3 separate regions of the Homo sapiens genome follow, and regions 2 and 3 are each linked to region 1. A link is an interaction called in ENCODE POLR2A ChIA-PET data of the cell type or tissue named here. Cell type or tissue: MCF 10A. All regions are shown on one strand. Links, peaks and the distances in the headings refer to the core of each region. The heading gives the core; the rest is flanking DNA. Region 1 overlaps PI4K2A (phosphatidylinositol 4-kinase type 2 alpha). Region 2 has its middle 11 kb from the start of MARVELD1. Region 3 overlaps MMS19 (MMS19 cytosolic iron-sulfur assembly component).

Evidence for each region. ChIA-PET counts read pairs that join two places held together with the same protein. Peaks named below come from ENCODE experiments on the same cell type or tissue, not always from the same donor. Only the 100,000 strongest peaks of a DNase experiment are listed, where the experiment ranks them.
Region 2: POLR2A ChIA-PET joins it to region 1 with 5 read pairs; 15 of 35 experiments call an interaction of 5 or more read pairs at or near these places.
Region 3: POLR2A ChIA-PET joins it to region 1 with 5 read pairs; 5 of 35 experiments call an interaction of 5 or more read pairs at or near these places.

What each region holds. Positions count from the first base shown.
Region 1 is chr10:97,646,344-97,652,732 of GRCh38, reverse strand. PI4K2A (phosphatidylinositol 4-kinase type 2 alpha) reads right to left here. Exons shown (of 9, transcript NM_018425.4): 2 at 1,592-1,792. Among named protein-coding and RNA genes, the nearest start is that of PI4K2A, 8.9 kb to the right of the region's middle. RefSeq lists enhancers at 188-1,387, 3,704-3,763, 3,814-3,863. In MCF 10A, for the core only: no CTCF peak of the experiment used is centred there; a DNase peak (open chromatin) is centred at 3,532.
Region 2 is chr10:97,721,808-97,727,629 of GRCh38, reverse strand. No RefSeq gene overlaps it. Among named protein-coding and RNA genes, the nearest start is that of MARVELD1, 11 kb to the right of the region's middle. In MCF 10A, for the core only: no CTCF peak of the experiment used is centred there; a DNase peak (open chromatin) is centred at 3,029.
Region 3 is chr10:97,473,199-97,479,587 of GRCh38, reverse strand. It overlaps MMS19 (MMS19 cytosolic iron-sulfur assembly component), which reads left to right. Exons shown (of 31, transcript NM_022362.5): 4 at 1,199-1,284; 5 at 1,659-1,733; 6 at 2,172-2,241; 7 at 2,625-2,753; 8 at 2,844-2,905. Among named protein-coding and RNA genes, the nearest start is that of MMS19, 22 kb to the left of the region's middle. In MCF 10A, for the core only: no CTCF peak of the experiment used is centred there; a DNase peak (open chromatin) is centred at 3,497.

The sequences.
Region 1 (6,389 bases), core at 783-5,782:
TAGCAAAGGAGCAGACATGGTTAAATATCCACAATAGTCACATTTTCCTCTCAAACGGAAGGGAAGTTTCTACTGCTGATCAATCTCTTTGCTCATAGAATCTGCTATCTAAACCTGAGAAGACATCTTTAAGGCTGGGTGTGGTGGCTCACACTTGTAATCCCAGCACTTTGGGAGGCCAAGGCAGGAGGATAGCTTGAGCCCAGGAGTTCAAGACCAGCCTGGGCAAAACAGGGAGACCTTGTCTCTACAAAAAATTAAAAAAAAAAAAAATTAGCCAGGCATGGTGGCACATGCCCGTAGTCCCAACCTGAGAGGCTGAGGTGGGAGGACTGCTTGAGCCTGGGAGGTCAAGGCTGCAGTGAGTTGTGATCATGCCACTGCACCCCAGCCTGGGCAACAGAGCAAGACCCTGTCTCTAAAAATAAGAAAGAAAAGAAAACTTTAAGCAGAGGGATTTTAATCTAGAGACATGCTCCCTGGGGTGTCAACAGATAGACTGCAACGTTTATGAACCATTGCCCTAAAATTATACACAAAACAATAATTGCAAATATATGTACTTTTTCTGGAAAGGGGGTCTATAGGTTTCATCAGATTCTCAAAGAGTTATTTACTAAATAACTAAATAAATTTAGTTTTAGTTATTTAGTAAATAACTAAATAAACTAGCATAGACTAGTTAAGACTAAGCACGGAGCCAGGATTGTTTAGATGACTCAGCAGCCTCAGGGCATCAGATGAGAGTCCCACCTAAGTTGTTACTAAACCCCAGGTAGCCACGTACTCAGTGAATGATGTGTCCGGACATGTTCATATGCTGACCAGTAGATTCCTTCCCCTCATAACCTTTGGTGAGTTTCATGGAATACCTTGTAGTGCAGGGGTTCTTAGCCTGGTGTCAGTAAACTCCCTCAAATTGTATGCAATCAATTCTGTATTCAAGCATATTGGTGGGGGTGGGGGTTGGGGGAGACCTCAACTATGTCTATAACACATACAAGATGTGTATGAATCCATTCTGAGTGTGAGTTTGCCTAGATCTGGCACCCCTATTTTGATGTGTTCAGACAAGTCCCAAAATTCGACAGCATAAAGATAAGTTAGAAATATTCCATGTCAGTTCCCTGTAGGGTTCAGGCCAGACCATTGTTCTAACCCTCAGCCTGTCCTAAAGTCTTCCTTGTCAGACCCTGCAGAAGTTCTTAGCTGTCATCAGCCAGTCCTAGACTGTATCGAAATGCTGGGATGGCTCAGAAGTCTGAGAGTAAGCCACAAAGTCACTAGGTTTCTAACTAGCTTGGGGTTAGCTGGGATTCAAAGACCAAGGGAGCCATAAACATGCAGTAGAAGTTTGTGAATTTCCTAAAATTGTATGCAAAAATTGTGTGTGTATCCTTCAAAAGATAGCCTTCATCAGGTGATCAAATCATAAGCCTAATCCTGCCATCCTCCCGAAAAAAGATCGAGAACCCAGACTTAGGGTATAAATGACCCCACTGGACCCAAGGTCCCACTAACATGTAGCAGGGCTTAGGCCCCAGGAAAACTGTGGCCAGGCAGTAAGGCTTCCTGGAGATGGGTCACTGACCTTTGTACGGGGAACAATGTTGAGTTCCAGTTTTTGGTCCACCAGGCTGGCCCCTGCTTCTGAGAGATAGCCCTGGTTAAGGACAAGGCAGTCACGGCCAAAGCAGCAAGGACAGCACAGCTTCTGCAGCCACTTGGTCCACTTAGGATTAAGATGCCCATAGGGCTCTTCATTCTTGGGTTTGAAGACAGCAATGATCCTCTACAGAGACCAAAGAAAAAGAGGATGTTAAATCCGAGTTGACCAAAATAGCCCACAGACCAAGTCAGCAGGAATCTGGAAAGAAATGACAGGGCATAGGCAGACAATTCCTACTTACAGTTGGACTCAGGTTTCTCCCAGTTGGTAAGGGGAAGACACCAGCTCGTGTGTGCAGCTAAGAGACCCACTGCTAGAAAGGGTTGTGGCCAAAGAACATCTTAAGTCTTCTCTTTCTTCCTTGCTCCTTTTTCCCTCTTCTCCATCTCTTTTCCCTCATATAAGTACCTACCTCTAACTTTGTGCTTCAAACAAACAAGGTAAATGGATTGCTACATTTCTAGGAGCAAGACACAGAAGCAGGCCAGGTACAAGGGTTCATGCCTGTAATCCCAGCACTTTGGGAGGCCAAGGCGGGTGGATAATTTGAGGCCAGGAGTTTGAGACCAGCCTGGCCAACATGGCGAAACCCTGTCTCTACTAAAAATACAAAAAGTAGCTGGGCGCGGTGGTGCACACCTGTAATTCCAGTTACTTCAGAGGCTGAGGCATGAGAATCACTTGAACCCATGGGGCGGAGGTTGCAGTGAGCCTAGATTGCCCACACTGCATTCCTCACCCTGGGCGACCAAACGAGACCCTGTCTCACAAAAAAAAAAAAAAAAGGTACAGAAGCCAATTCAGTGGTAGATCGTGAGTCACTGGCAGCATCTAATGCCAATATGGTACTGCTTCCTGCCCTCCAGAAAGATACAATATCCTAATGCACATATCGAGGGCTCTAAAGTAATCTTTCCCCCAAAAAAATGAGGAATTAACTTATCACAGGTTATATGTTCTCTTTTTTTGCATGCACCCCTGCCCTATTTATCCTACGGGATCTTTCTGTATGTGGTATGCCAGAAATTTAACATCATAAACTCTAATTTCCGAAGTTACATTATGCACACTGTTGTTCTGCACCAATTACAGAAAGACTAAAAACTTTACCAACTGGAAGGAAGTAAAGAAGGTATTATGGGCCGGGCATGGTGGCTTACGCTTGTAATCCCAGCACTTTGGGAGGCCAAGGTGGGCAGATAACCTGAGGTCAAGAGTTCGAGACCAGCCTGGCCAACATGGTGAAACCCTGTCTCTACTAAAAATACAAAAATTAGCTGGGCATGGTGGCATGCACCTGTAATCCCAGCTACCCGGGAGGCTGAGGCAGGAGAATCACTTGAACTCAGGAGGCGGAGGTTGCAGTGAGCTGAGATCACGCCACTGCACTCCAGCCTGGGTGACAAGACCAAGCCTCTGCCTCAAAAAAAAAAAAAAAAAAAAAAAAAAAAAAATCTATTATGGAATGAGGTTAAGGAAATTCCTTCATCAATGATGAAGAGATTTCCTCTCGCAGCCTTATTATCCAAAGAGAAAAATCACAGCAGGAAAAAGACTCTGCTACTTGGTTAGAATGAAGCTCTCTTAAGTAATTCTGATAGGCAAGAAACCAGGACATGAGATGCCACACAGATTAAATCCATCTTCTATAGCAGACAGTAACTTAATCTTCTAAGGTCTTTGGAAATATGGGATGCCTAGAAACTATGGCCCTCCCTCCTGAGTGTTTTCTTCAACAGGCCAGTCAGCCCTCTGAGGTTGTTTTACATTCATCTAATTCCCTCCAGTCCCCAAACTGGTAATTCAAAGGAAAAAAGCAAATATGCTATCCAAGTGATTCATCCTCATATCATATGACTCTCCTTGTCCCCTCACCCCACAGCCTACTCAAGCTAGTCTGGGTCATAAGATATTTTTCTGTGGGTGTCACTTCCTGAATGGCAGGTCACAGCAGACAACATACACCCATCTGCTTTTACCAACTCAGTACTCATATTAGGAACTAGCTAGGTCCATGTCGCTAACAATAACTGGTCGATCTTGAAGCCAGCTCCTTTAAAAATGCCTTCCAAGGATTTGAGAGGACAAGAAAAATACAGAACTCCTCCTTCTCCCTCCAAAAAGAATCAATTTATTCTTAAAGACAAACTAACTTATTTACTGGCAAATGCAAAATGCATATATTCACATCATAAGTCTTCAGAATTACTTTCTTATGCAAAGCAGCTAGCTAGAGTCCTCAGCAGTCTTCTCTGTCTCTGCTCCCCTGGAACCCCAGCCTCTGAATAACAAAGCAGCAGTAGCAACAGGCTCACAACTCAGAGAATGACTGACGAGTCCACTGTAACCCTCCGGACCCTGGACAGGGAAACCAAAAGGCAACTTGAAGCATGTCCCAGAACGCAACAGTCAGTTCAACTGAGGCACATTATGGAGTTCAGTAAGCTGGTCCTCAATGAAAAGGAGGCCAAGACACTCCTACTACTACTGGGGGCTGAAAAATACCAGGGCTGAGGTCAACTGGTAAATACTTCTACTTAAAGACAGAAAAAGTTGGGCATGGTGGCTCATGCCTATAAGCCCAGCACTTTCAGAGGATGAGGCAGGATTGCCTGAGGCCTGGAGTTTGAGACCAGTTTGGGCAATACCACAAGACTCTGTCACTAATTTTTAAAAATTAGCCGGGAATCATGCCTGTAATCCCAGCACTTTGGGAGGCCAAGGAGGGTGGATCACCTGAGGTCAGGAGTTCGAGACCAGCCTGACCAACATGGAGAAACCCCATCTCTACTAAAAATACAAAATTAGCCAGGCATGGTGGCACATGCCTGTAGTCCCAGCTACTCGGGAGGCGAGGCAGGAGAATCGCTTGAACCTGGGAGGTGGAGGTCGCAGTGAGCCGAGATCATGCCATTGCACTCCAGCCTGGGCAATGAGCGAAATAGCATCTCAAAAAAAAAAAAAAAAAAAATTAGCTAAGTGTGGTGGTATGCACCTGTAGTCCCAGCTACTCGGCGGGGAGAATCCCTTGTGCCTAGGAGATCAAGGCTGCAGTGAGCTAGAAGCATGCCACTGCACTGTAGCCTGGGTGACAGAGCAAGACCCCATCTCTAAAAAAGAAAAATTAAACAACAACAACAAAAAAAAAGCAAGCAGAACTTGAAGGCCAAGATTGCAGTCAAGTGTCATTTAAAGACTGACCTCTCAAACATCTTGATTTCCTTCTACCATAAGGAGAATAAGAAGCATTTCAATGACTCCAAAAGCATGAGTAATTATGGTTATGCAATAGTACAGGGGTTTTATTAAAGAATACTGCCTGGACTAGATCAATGAGGGAATGTTAGAGTATGAAGAATGGAGGAACAAAAGGGCATTCAGACAGAAGGGGAGACAAGTGCCTTTCAGGACTAAGTGTAAGCCTCAGTTCAATTCAATTATGTTAGCATTTGCTCAGGACCTAGCCTGTGGAGAACGATGTGCAAGCATTCTGCAGGCATTTGGTGGCTTTCCTAGACAGAGAGGTAAAATACCCTCTGGCCTAATTTCCAATGTTCACTTCATAAAATCAACTATGCTACTGAATAATCAAGAATACTCTTCTCATTCATGGAGAACAAACTCTAAAACCACTCAAATTGGAAAGACACCCACCAGTATTTAGCTGGAAAAGAAAATGACTACTGCCTAATTTTTCCTCACCATCCACTCTCTTCTTTAATATTTTGTGTTTTTTTTCTCTTAATAGATTTTCAATTCCTTTATTATATCTAGGAGAGAGCTTCAGTTTGATGCCAATATTATAAAAACAACTTTTCTTAACACCCATTTACTAATCTCCCCTTTTAACAAAGGAGGGGTGAGGTACAGATAGCTTAAGCAGTAGCAGTCCATGAAGTTGGGAATAAAAACCAAATCACACAAGAAAGCAAGAGGCCATGCACCAGCTGGTGTCAGAACCCACAACCAATTACTGGAACCTGAGCCCAGCGCAGTGGCTCACACTTATAATCCCAGCACTTGGGAGGCCAAGGCAGGTGGATCATTTGAGGTCAGGAGTTCAAGACCAGCCTGGCCAACATGGTGAAACCCCATCTCTACAAAAAAAAAAAATAGAAAAAATTAGCCGGGCATGGTGGCATGCACCTGTAGTACCAGCTACTCAGGAGGCTGAGGCGGGAGAATCGCTTGAACCCAGGAGGTGGAAGTTGCAGTGAGCCAAGATCACACCACTGCACTCCAGCCTGGGCAACAGAGCTAGACCCCCCTCTCAAAACAAACAACAACAAAAAATTACTGGAACCTGGAACCCAGCGGGGTTCCTATATCTAATCAGCAATGACAAGGAGGAGGGTGTCATGCTATGCTAAAAGAGGTCCTTTCTCCAAGAACCTAAAATGTAAGACAGTTCAAGCATATCATTCACATCGCACAGTGAAATATACAGAAATTACCTTTTATAAAAGTCTTCTTTTAAAGTTTCATAAACATTAAGTGGATAGTTCTCAAACGTTTTGGTCTCAAAAAGTTTAAACTCTTAAAAATTAGGCTGGGTGTGGTGGCTCATGCCTGTAATCCCAGTACTTTGGGAGGCCAAAGCGGGTGGATCACCTGAGATCAGGAGTTTGAGACCACCCTGGCCAACATGCTGAAATCCTGTCTCTACTAAAAATACGAAAATTAGCCGGGCATGGTGGTGGGCGCACCTGTAATCCCAGCT
Region 2 (5,822 bases), core at 715-5,714, 75 kb before region 1:
ATGATGAAACTCCATCTCTATGAAAAATACAAAAATTAGCCTGGCATGGTGGTGGGTGCCTGTAATCCCAGCTACTCGGGAGGCTGAGGCAGGAGAATCTATTGAACCCGAGAGGCGGAGGTTGCAGTGAGCTGAAATCGCACCACTGCACTCCAGCCTGGACAACAGAGCAAGACTCTGTCTCTAAATAAATAAATAAAAATAAAACTGGGAATTTTTATGTCATATTATGTGAAATATTATGGTATATGAATTAGGTTTCCATTTTTAAAATGAATAGATGCAACAAAACAAAAAAAGAAAGAAAAAATGAATAGACAAATGAAAGAAATATTTGACTGGTATGTATCTTTAAAGTCTCCTTAATATTTGGATTTTCTCTAGTATTTAAGCTTATCGTTTGACCAGTGTATATTTTTGGATTAACAGTTCAGTGTCATTGCCCTAAAAAGTGTTCAATAAATACATCTTTATGTTCTTGTACCTGGGAAAGAAGTACTCATGAGTAATGAGTTTTCCAGCTGTGAGACAGTGGTTGTTGGACAAACACAGCAAGGAAATGACTGTCTGCAGTTACATTCTTACTCAACAGCTCTTGGCAGCCATGAAAACAACCATTCATCAAACACTGGCACTAAAAGAGTTCACAGAGCAAGGCAATGAAAACTTCAGCAATAAAACCTTGTGCCTCCCTTGAAAGCGACGATTAACTGTCCACCAAAAAGTCCTGTGCCCCCTACCATGATATAGAGTTGTTGCTACGCAGCAGCTGCCTGGCTAGGGACTACATTTCCCAGCATCCTCTGCTTATAGGTCAGGTCCTGTTACTCCCAAGGAGGTGAGTGGGAGCGCTGACTGTTACTTCTAGATGAAGGTATGCAGGAAGCAGGAAACCTTCTCCTGCCTCTCCTCCCTCACCTGCGAGCTCAGTGCAGAGCAGATGGCCGAGCCACGGGGTGGAAGGAGCCTGGGTCCTTGAGTCACCGTATGGTGGAGCGTCTCCCTCTGCCCCAGAGTAGCCACAGTGCACAATTATGTGAGGAAGAAATAGATTTGTATATGAATAACAAATAGATTTTCATTATATGAAACTGCTGAAATGCTGAGGTGTATTTGTTATAGCAGCTAGCCATCAGCATTTATTCATTCCACCAAATGACTACGTATCATGTGCCTTTCATGGGATTATAGAGATGAAGAGCCTGGAATTCTTTCCTGAAAAGCTTACAGCCTAGTGGGACAGACAGACACCCTGAATAAGTATACCACCAATGGGAGAGCAGTACGTGACCCACCAAAAAACCTGAATACACCAACTATCATTTACAAACTTGAAAGAATTAAAAATAAAAAGAAATAAAAATGTAAAACCCAAAAGGCATCAGGCCCAGATTTATTTCATAGACAAATTTTATCGAACCCATTTTTTTTTTTCTGAGGCGGAGTCTGTCTCTCTCTGTTGCCCAGGCTGGAGTACAGCGCGATCTCGGCTCACTGCAACCTCTGCCTCCTGGGTTCAAGCAGTTCTCCTGCCTCAGCCTCCCGAGTAGCTGGGACTACAGGCACCTGCCATCACAACCAGCTAATTTTTCTGCTTTTTTGGAGAGGTAGGGTTGGTCTCTACTAAACTTAATGGTCTAGTAAATAAATACATAAAGATGTATTTATTGAACACTTGTTGACCAGGCTAGTCTCGAACTGCTGACCTCAGGTGATTTGCCCCCCTTGGCCTCCCAAAGTGCTGGGATTACAGGCATGAGCCACCGTGCCAGCTAGAACCCATTTTTTAAAATGATATAGTTAAACTATTCCAGAGCATAGAACAGTATGAAAAACTTCCTAATTTAGTCTGTGAGTCCAGAATCACCCCCTCTGTTACAAATCCCAAGCAAGAACACACACACACACACACACACACACACACACACACACACACACCAGATTTCATCTGGGGTATAGACAATTTTAAAATAATAAAAACAATAAGCCTACCACACAAATGAGCCATTCCACTGCTAGCTGTCTACCCAAAATAAATTAAAGCATATGTGTCCACACAAAGACGTGTACATGAACGTTCAAAGCAGCTATATTTGCAATAACCAAAAATTTGAAACAACACAAATGTCCATCAACAGGCTAAACAAATTATAGTGTATCTGTATATTCACTCAGCAATGAAAATGAACTACTGTTACTGCAACATCATGAATGAATCTCAAAATAATTAAGCTGAGTGAAAGAAGCCAGATACCGCCCTCTCCCAAAAGGAGCACATACTATACATTTCATTTATATAAAATTCTAGAATTCTATAATCATAGAAAGCAGATCAATGGTTCCCTGGTGTGGGGGAGATGGGAAGGAAAGAAGAGGGAGTACAAAGAGCACAGGGAAGCTTTTGGACATTATGAATATGTTTTCTTTCTCTTTTTTTTTTTTTTTGAGACAGGGTCTTGCTGGAGTGCAGTGGCATAATCATAGCTCACTGCAACCTCAAACTCCTGGGCTCAAGTGAGCCTCCTGCCTCAGCCTCCATAGTGGCAGTAAGCTGAGATCACTCCATTGCACTCCAGCCTGGGTGACAAGAGTGAAACTCCGTCTCAAAAAAAAAAAAAAAAACACACACACACACACACACAAGAAAGAATTCAAGAAAGAACAGTAGACACCAATGAGAAAGAAGGATTAGCCAAGGCTGGTGAGATTATCATTCCTTAGGTGCAGGGAGACCCAGAGTGGAATGGGGCAGGAGGGAGTTCACATTTATGAGCACTAACTATGACTGTGGGTCAGGCGTTGAGCCCAGCATTTTATGTATATCTTATGAAATCCTCCCAACAAACATATACTGCTGAGGGCTGAATTGCACTGATGAAATTGCCAGGCACGCCTCATCTCATGAAGCTCTTTCAACAGCCCAGTGAGGTAGGTACTAATATTATCCCCATTTACTAAGTGAGGAAGCTAAGAGGCAAAGAGGTTTCATAAATTGCCTAAGACTGGACAACTAATAAGAGATAGAGCTCACCTCTGACATCACAGCCTGAGCTCACCCAAAAATTAGAACGAGTCATGCTAACTGCCTGGGAGACACAAAAGGAGACAGAACAGAGTACAGGACAAGATTGCAAAAGGCAGAGGCTTTAGTATCCAGAGTTTGGAGTCAGGTCAGGTGTCCACACCTCTGGCACAGGGCCACGAGAGGGAGGAGGGGCTGGGAGGCCCTCTGACATATCCTTCTCACATCCTGCGGACAGAGGGATGGTCTCCAGGGAATGGGAGAGTGACCTCGGCATAATAAGCTGATTATACCTAAAGGTAACTAGCTAACTTCATTATAGCCTGGGAAGAGAGAAGTGACATAATTCAGATTTGTAATACCTTTTTTTTAAATATATACAGGGTCTTGCTCTGTCACCCAGGCTGGAGTACAGTGGTGCACTCATAGCTCGCTACAGCCTCAACCTCCTGGGCTCAAGCAATCCTCTCACTTCAGCCACCCGTGTAGCTGGGACTACTGCTGCATGCCACCATGCCCAGCTAATTTTTTTATTTTTTGTAGAGATGGAGTCTTGCTATGTTGCTCAGGCTGGTCTCGAAATCCTGGGCTCAAGCAATCCCCCTGCCTTGGCCTCCTCAAGTGTTGGGATTACAGGTGTGAGCCACCACGCCCAGCCTATCACCCAGACTGGAGTGCAGTGGCACCATCTCAGCTCACTGCAACCTCTGGCTTCTGTCACTGCAACCTCTGGCTTCTGGGTTCAAGCGATTCTCCTGCTTCAGCCTCCTGAGTAGCTAGGATTACAGATGCCCGCCACCATGCCCAGCCAATTGTGTGTGTGTGTGTGTGTGTGTGTGTGTGTGTGTGTGTGTGTGTGTGTGTGTAGTAGAGATGGGGTTTCACCATGTTGGCCAGGCTGGTGTCGAATTCCTGACCTCAAGTGATCCACCTGCCTCAGCCTCCCAAAGTGCTGGGATTACAGGCGTGAGGCACTGCACCTGGCCTCCTGGCCTATTCTTTAGTCTTTCTTTCCTGCATTAGCTCAAGATGTAAATATTTCAAAACTCGGATGAAGTTTGGATGAAGTATTCAGATGGTTGGGAAAAAGCTTGTCTGCTGGGAAATCCTTGAAGCAGCATGGTGGCATGGTGGCACAGACCTGAGTTTGAATCTTGTTTCGGTCAGTGCGCATTCAAGTGCCAGGCCACATCAACCTACCCCTGTGAGCCTGTTTCCATGACTGTTAAATGGGGGTATTTGCTACTTCGTGGAAATGGGAGGATAAGAGATGTTATATAAGGCACCCATTATGTTCTTGGCTCATGGTAGGTCCTTCCTAAAGCTACTTCCCTTTCTCCCTCTTCCCAGCCTTGACTCAGAAGTGCTTCACAACTGCATGTCAGAGCACTGCCTTCAGGCATCCTGGAGATGGCAGCAAGGATAACTTGCCTCTAGCTGGAGGGACAGGCAAGTATGAAGCCTGGAGGGTCAGCCTCCAGCCTCCAGCAGCTTCCTGTCCCCATCTGTGCTGCGGAAGGAATGGCACAGCCTTGGTGCCTACCAGATCCCAAACAGCCACCCAGTTCAAAAGGAATGAGGTGCCAGGTGTGGCGGCTCATGCCTGTAATCCCAGCACTTTGGGAGGCCAAGCTGGGTGATCACCTGAGGTCAGGAGTTCGAGACCAGCCTGGCCAACGGGGTAAAACCCCGTCTCTACTAAAAATACAAAAATTAGCTGGGCGTGGTGGCACGCGCCTGTAATCCCAGCTACTCAGGAGGTTGAGGCAGGAGAATCGCTTGAACCAGAAGGCAGATGTTGCAATGAGCCGAGATCGTGCCACTGCACTCCAGCCTGGGTGACAGAGTGAAACTTGGTCTCAAAAAATAAAAAAATAAAAGGAATAAAGGAATGAGGCCATGAGGCCATGGATTAAGGAGGGAAGAAGGGCCTTCAGATTAGAAACCAATCTGGAATTTCCATGGGCTGTTGAGGCTGGCCTGGGTGGGTCCCACAGACCTCCTGCCAGGCATGTCTTAAGTGCTCTTCTTGGGTTCTGACCACCTCCCCAGCATACGTTGCCCCACCGGGCCCAGAAAGTCTCAGGCCCTCCTCATCTCTTTCCAGCTGCCCCCACCAACCCTAGTCCCTGGGACTCCTATCCTCAAGACTGGCTATGGAGTGGGATGCAGCCACTCCAGGGCTCCTCCCATCCTTGCTACTCTTGGCAGCATAAGGGTTAGAAAGGGCACAGGCCCGGGGAACCACCTGCCCTCACTATCTGTTTCCTCATCACTAGAAAAGGACCCACCTCCTTTTATGGGTTTAATTACGATCTCTACAGGGAACACCCAAGGGACTAACAAAGTTAACCAGTGTAAGAAAGTTATAAAGGTTCCAGAAAGCCCATAGAACTCTTGCAGTCCCTGACTACTGTTTCTATGGACATAGAGAGTTGGAACTATATTATTGTTACATTTAAAAAGTTAAGTCGTGCAAGAGTCTGTGTGTGTGTGTGTGTGCGCGCACATCCATAAATGTTTGATTAGTTATAAAAACTAGAGAGGTCCGGCGCGGTTGCTCATGGCTGTAATCCCAACACTTTGGGAGGCCATGTCGGCGGATTGTTTGAGTCTAGGACTTCAAGACCAGGCTGGGCAACTGGTTACAACCCTGTCTCTACCAAAATACAAAAAAAAAAAAAAAAAAATTGCTGGGTGTGGTGGCATGTGTCTGTAGTCTCAGCTACTTGGAAGACTGAGGTGGGAGGGTGACCTGAGCCCAGGAGGTCGAGGCTGCAGTGAGCCGTGATCACACCAC
Region 3 (6,389 bases), core at 784-5,783, 170 kb after region 1:
TTATATAACACACAGTAAACATCCACCTGGCTCAAGGGGCAAATGCAGCACGTAATAATTTCTTAATAACTCCTACAACATTCCCCCCTGTAGAGATGCCACACTAACTGCTGTTACGGGGTTTGGGGTGATGACTCCTGGCTACTTCCTACTGAAAAGGGGCGTCGAATGGGGAACAGCAGCAAGGGCTCCTCCTGGGGTTGATCTAAGGGTCCTCACAAGAATGGCGTGTCAATGTGAGGTTCAGTTTACAGTACCATTTGGAGTTTGATTGCTTCAGTCTGATGAACGAATTTCCTTTCCCAGCCAACACACCAAAATGATACGGCTCCAATGAGTGGAGGAACACCAGGGTTCTTGGTCCTCATGCTGGTTTAGATAAAACGACACCGACACACATGAAGTGGTTTTAAGTAGCGGAGAGTTTAATAGGCAAGAAGGGGCAAGAAGGAAGGGAGAAGGAAGAATCTTCCCTGTATAGAGGCAGAGGGAGGGAGGGCTCCAAAGCCAAGAGAGGGAACCCCTTTTATTTGTTTTTTGGAGACAGGGTCTCACTGTGTTGCTCAGGGTGGCCTTAAACCTCTGGGCTTAAATGATCGTCCCACCTCAGCCTCCCTATAGGCAAGCACCACATGCCCAACCTACAGCCTGTTTGGGGGTATATGTGTGTGGGTATTTGTGTTTAGTATAATATCATCTATATAAATTTAAAAATAGATACACAGAAAAAATAATTTATGTCACACATTAAAAAAAACACATCATACACCTGTTTTTATAAACTTTTATTGGAACATAGCTACACTCATTTATTTCCCTGTTGTCTATGCTACTTTTTTGTTAAAACAGCAGAGTTGAGTAGTTGGGATAGAGACCATACCCTGTAAGCCTATATTTACTGTCTGACCCTTTAGGAAAAAATTTGTGAACTCTAGTTCTGTAGAAAGGCAGTTTTGGGCTGAGAATGGGTTTTACTGTGGACCTGTATGAGAATGGATATTAAGAAATGTTCCCCTATTTTCCCGACTGATCAGGTGTCTACCTTCAAATGGGAAGGCACAGGACATGTCTCTTGGTGAAAGAGAAAATTTGTAGTGGAACCCAAACAGAAACAACTGTTATAGACTTAGGGAAGGAACAAAGCTCTTGGGCCCTTCTCGTGCCTATGTCAACTAATGGCTGAATCTGGTTTGTGCAGTGGTACACCTGATACTGTTCTATGAGAACCGGCTGAAGGACCATCATCTTGTGATCCCATCTGTCCTGCAGGGTTTGAAGGCACTTGTGAGTTTTCCTTCATTTCATTACATAACTTTGTTCAAGGGAGCCCTTGTCTAGTTCTCTCCTTGCGCTTTGGGTGTGATGGTTCACATGCTGAGGAGCAGGTGCCCAAGTGTGGGACTAAATTAGTGTTACCAGCTCTACTTCCGTTTTCCCTCTAGAGAGTAAAAGTGTACTTTGGGGGACTGGAAACCAGAGCCATCTGGAAAGAGCTGCAGAGAACTCATCAGCTTGAGAAAGAGTCTCACTATTAGTGCTTCTTCCTCAACCAGGATGCTGTGATTCTTACAGTAGCTAATTAGGCCTGTCGTAGGGTTGTGTCTTGGAGGCCATGCTGCAATTCCTTCGGTATTCACGTACCTTCTCCTCTCCCCCAGAGCCTGTGTGTGGCCCTGCCCCCAGGGCTGGCTGTTTCTGTGCTTAAAGCCATCTTCCAGGAAGTGCATGTACAGGTGAGGGATAACAGTCATGTTGGTATTCTCCTCTGTCTCTACCCCTTGACATAACTGGGATTCAATAGCAAAAATTATTGCCTTCTAAGTTCTGAATTCTTTTGGATCTTGTGAATGTTTTTATGCTCTTCTTCAGTATGTTTATATGCTCATCTTTGTTATTGGACAAGGAAAGGGGTGCATGCCATTAGATCTGACCTGTGTCCTCTTATACCTACAGAAAGTAAGGCATCCCTCTGTCAGGCAGGTTTGAATTATTGGCACCACTGCTGTGCTGCTGAGTCAATATCCATACCCTTTCTCTGTAGTTTCTCTTAGATTGATCTTATGCTGGTATAAAGAGCACTGTTCACTTAGAGATTATGAAGCAGGAACTAGCTGTGTCAGCTGAGGTATTCTTTGAGCATTTTCTTCACTTCTTTCTCCCCCACCCCCAAGTCCCTGCCACAGGTGGACCGACACACAGTCTACAATATCATCACCAATTTTATGCGAACCCGGGAAGAAGGTAAGAGACAGAGCTTTCTGGGAAATGTCAAAAGCAAGCACATCCTACTTTTTCCCCTATTAGTAGGACTCATTTTACCTGGGGTTATATAGAAGAGCTGGTATCCTGAGAGAGAATGATAAAGGGAAAGAGGGGGTCTGCTCCCTCCCAGTGAAGTAAAGAAAGGGTAGAGTTTGTTTGAGCCAGTGTTTTAAATTCTTGCCTCCACAGCAATGTGTATATTGTTGCACATCTCTTCACTGAGTACTTTCTTGGAATGGAAAAAGGGTCAGCCCTGAAGAGAAAGGGGAGGCAATGATAGCAGAGGGAGAACACAGGCTAGGAGAAAGCCCACACTTTCTGTGCTGTGGGACAGTATAGTAACCTTATTCTCTCCTTCCCAGAGCTAAAGAGCCTAGGAGCTGACTTCACCTTTGGCTTCATCCAGGTGATGGATGGGGAAAAGGATCCCCGTAATCTTCTGGTGGCCTTCCGCATCGTCCATGACCTCATCTCCAGGGACTATAGCCTGGGTATATCGTGGTAGCCATGATTAGCTCATTGGAGCTTTATCAGATGAGTGAAGCTGATAAACCAACCTCATTTTTTCTCTGTTGCCACAGGACCCTTTGTGGAGGAGTTGTTTGAAGTGACATCCTGTTATTTCCCTATCGATTTTACCCCTGTAAGTAGCACCTTCATTGTTTGATCATATATTTATTGAGTGTCTGCTATGTGCCAAGCCCTGTTCTGGGCACTGAGGGTACAGGTCACCAAAATAGACATCCCCGCCCTCATTATTTTATATTTTAATAAACTAGGAAATGGAAAAGCATTTGACATATGAGGAATGATTCAAAGCAGCATGTATTGGGGGGAATTCTTAAGCTCCTTAACACTGTATTTAGTGCTGAAGGCTACAGGATTGCAAAACACTGTCCCTGCCCTTGAAGGCTGAAACATTTAAGTAACAATAGGAGATTAGGTAGGAAAATGAGTAGTACTATAGCTGTTCAGAGAAGACAAAAGTTCAGTGTGAGCTAGAGTAGGCAGGAACTGACTTCACAGTTAAGATAGGATTTCAGCTGGTTTGTGAGGGATGCAGAAGATATGATTCTGGAGTTGGACAGGGCATCTCAGGCTATAGAAACAAAGTGACAAAACAAAGAAGGCACAATTGTGCACAGTGTACAGAAGGTATTTGCTCTGACCCTCTTGGGCCTTCCTCCCATTCTGCAGTTGAGTTCCCTTCTACTGCCAAATACTCAAGAGTTTCATCACCGTGTGGGTGTGTGTGCTGCAAGCATTAGTGGTTTGAAAGAAATAAAAGGCATTCTATTGCAGCATGCCAAACAGCATATTGACTCTCACTGCCTTTATAATGACACCACCATCTTTGCTGTAGGGAATTTCTTACCAGCTTATTTCAGTTGACATTATGTTACTGGGGACCACCTGTCTCCTGAAATGAATCTTTTTATCTCTTTCATAATCAGAATTCTTATTCTAACCCTATACCCTTGAAATCTTGAAAGATCCTGGTTTAGCTCCCACATTCTTCTGTTTTTACTTTGGTTTTTTTGGTGTGTGTGTTTCTTTTTTGTTTGTTTTGGTTTGGTTTTTGCTTTTTTGAGATGGAGTCTCGCTCTGTCTCCCAGGCTGGAGTGCAGTGGTGCGATCTCAACTCACTGCAACCTCTGCCTCCTGGGTTCAAGCAATTCTCTGCCTCGGCCTCCCAAGTAGCTGGGATTACAGGCGCCCGCCACCATGCCCGGCTAATTTTTTTTGTATTTTTAGTAGAAATGGGGTTTCACCATCTTGACCAGGCTGATATTGAACCCCTGACTTCGTGATCCAACTGCCTCGGCCTCCCAAAGTGCTGGGATTACAGGCGTGGGCCACCATGCCCAGCCTTTACTTTGTTTTATTTTGTGTTTTGTGTTGGTTTTGAAAAGATAATTCATTCACATGATTCAAAGTCCAAAAGGGTGAGAAATCTCCCTACCATCTTTTTTTCTCCATAATCAACCAAGTTATCAGTTATGTTTGTATCTTTACAGAGCTTTTTCATCTATATGTAAGCAAATGCTTTTACCACCACCCCCCTAAAATCAATGTGTGCACATGCGGGCATGTACACACACACACACACACACTTCTCCTGTACTTTGCTTTTTTCACTGAACACTATGTCTTGGAGAGTGTTCCACGTCAGTATATAAGTTAGCTCTTTCATTCTTTATGGCTGCATAATATTCCTTTGGCCGGAAATAATGAATAATTTCACTAGTCCTCTGTGGATTGTTGCTAATCTTTTGCTGTTATGAGCAGTGCTACAACTTTCATACATATGAATATAATGATAGAATAAATTCCTAAAAGAAATCGCTAGGTCAAAGAATATGTGCATTTATAATTTGGGGGAGAGGAACAGTATTTCATCCATTTTTTTGAAAGGTTATACAATGAGCATGATTCAGCATTTAAAGGGTAGATAATTAAACTTCTTTCATACCCCTTTACTGCTACTGTCCATTTTCCCATTAGAAACAATCACTGTTCACAGCTGTTTATTTTCACAGAGATAATCTAGGCAAAATAAACTTACAGATAATATTAGGAAGATTTCTCTCATTCAAGCAGATTTTTGTATGTTGTTCTGCACTGCAGTCTATCAGAAGCAGAAAGCTCTTATCAAGATATTAATTAAAACAGAGACACTTGGCTTTAGTGTAACTATTTGAGTTACAAATACTCTTTATTGTCTTACAAATCAGGGTTTTTATTGTTGTTGGTTCTGTTCTGTTTTGTTTTGTTTTTCAGACAGGGTCTCACTCTGTTGCCCAGGCTGGAGTGCAGTAACACAATCCTTGCTCACTGCAACCCCTGCCTCCGGGGTTCGAGTGATTGTTGTGCCTCAGCCACCTGAATAGCTGGGATTACAGTACGTGCCACCATGCCTGACTAATTTTTTTTTTATATTTTTTAGTAGAGATGGGGTTTTGCCATGTTGTCCAGGTTGGTCTCGAACTCCTCACCTCAACTGATCTACCTGCCTCGGCCTCCCAAAGTGCTGGGATTACACGTGTGAGCCACATATCCAGCCACAAATCAGTATTGTGTGCCATCATAGTGGATCTGATGAGCTTAAGGTTCAGTTTCTTCACTATGCTTATATGCTCACTCTAAGAAGAGGTTGGCAAACTTTTTCTTTCCCTTTTTTTTTTTTTTTTTTGAGGCAGGCTGGAGTGTAGTGGCACCATCACAGCTCACTGCAGCCTCCACCTCTCTGGACTCTGGTACTCTGGTGATCCTCCCACCCCTGCCTCCCGAGTAGCTGGAACCATAGGCACATGACACTACTCCCGACTAATTGTTGTATTTTTCTATAGAGACAGGATTTTGCCATGTTGCCCAGGCTGGTCTTGAATTCCTGGGCTCAAGCCATCCACCTGCCTCGACTTCCCAAAGTGTTGGGATTACAGGCATAAGCCACCATGCCTGGCCAACTTTTTCTATAAAAGGCCAGACAGTAGCTTTGTGGGTCATATGGTCTCCTCAACTCTGCTGTTACTGCACAAAAACAGCCTTAGACACAGGAACAGCTACAGTAGCTATATCCCAATAGAACTTTTGTTATCAACACTAAACTTTGAATTTCATATAATTTTCACTTGTCACAAGATATTCTTTTGGTTTGTTTCAAACATTAAAAATGTTAAAACCATTCTTAGCCAAACAATGTCAACAGGTTGATTTTTACTCCTAATGCAGAGTAGATATTGGTTCTTCCTTCACCGTCATCCTAGATTCCCTTATCCTTTTTCTTGGATCAGATCTCCTGTTTCCTGAGTTCACATATTCCTCATTTTGTGGTTTACCCCCTCAGTTTGATGGTGTACTTCCTTTAGTATTTTCCTGAGAGAATGTATGAAGAAGTGAGAATTTTTTAGATTTGTAACCCTTAAATGCCTTCAATCTTGTCTCTCATTTTTGACATTATGGGCATGTAATTCAAGAATAGAAATTCTAGGCCGGGCGCAGTGGCTCACACCTGTAATCTAAGCACTTTAAGAGGCCGAGGCGGGTGGATCACTTGAGGTCAGGAGTTCGAGACTAGCCTGACCAACATGGTGGAATCCCGTCTCTACTAGAAATACAAAAATTAG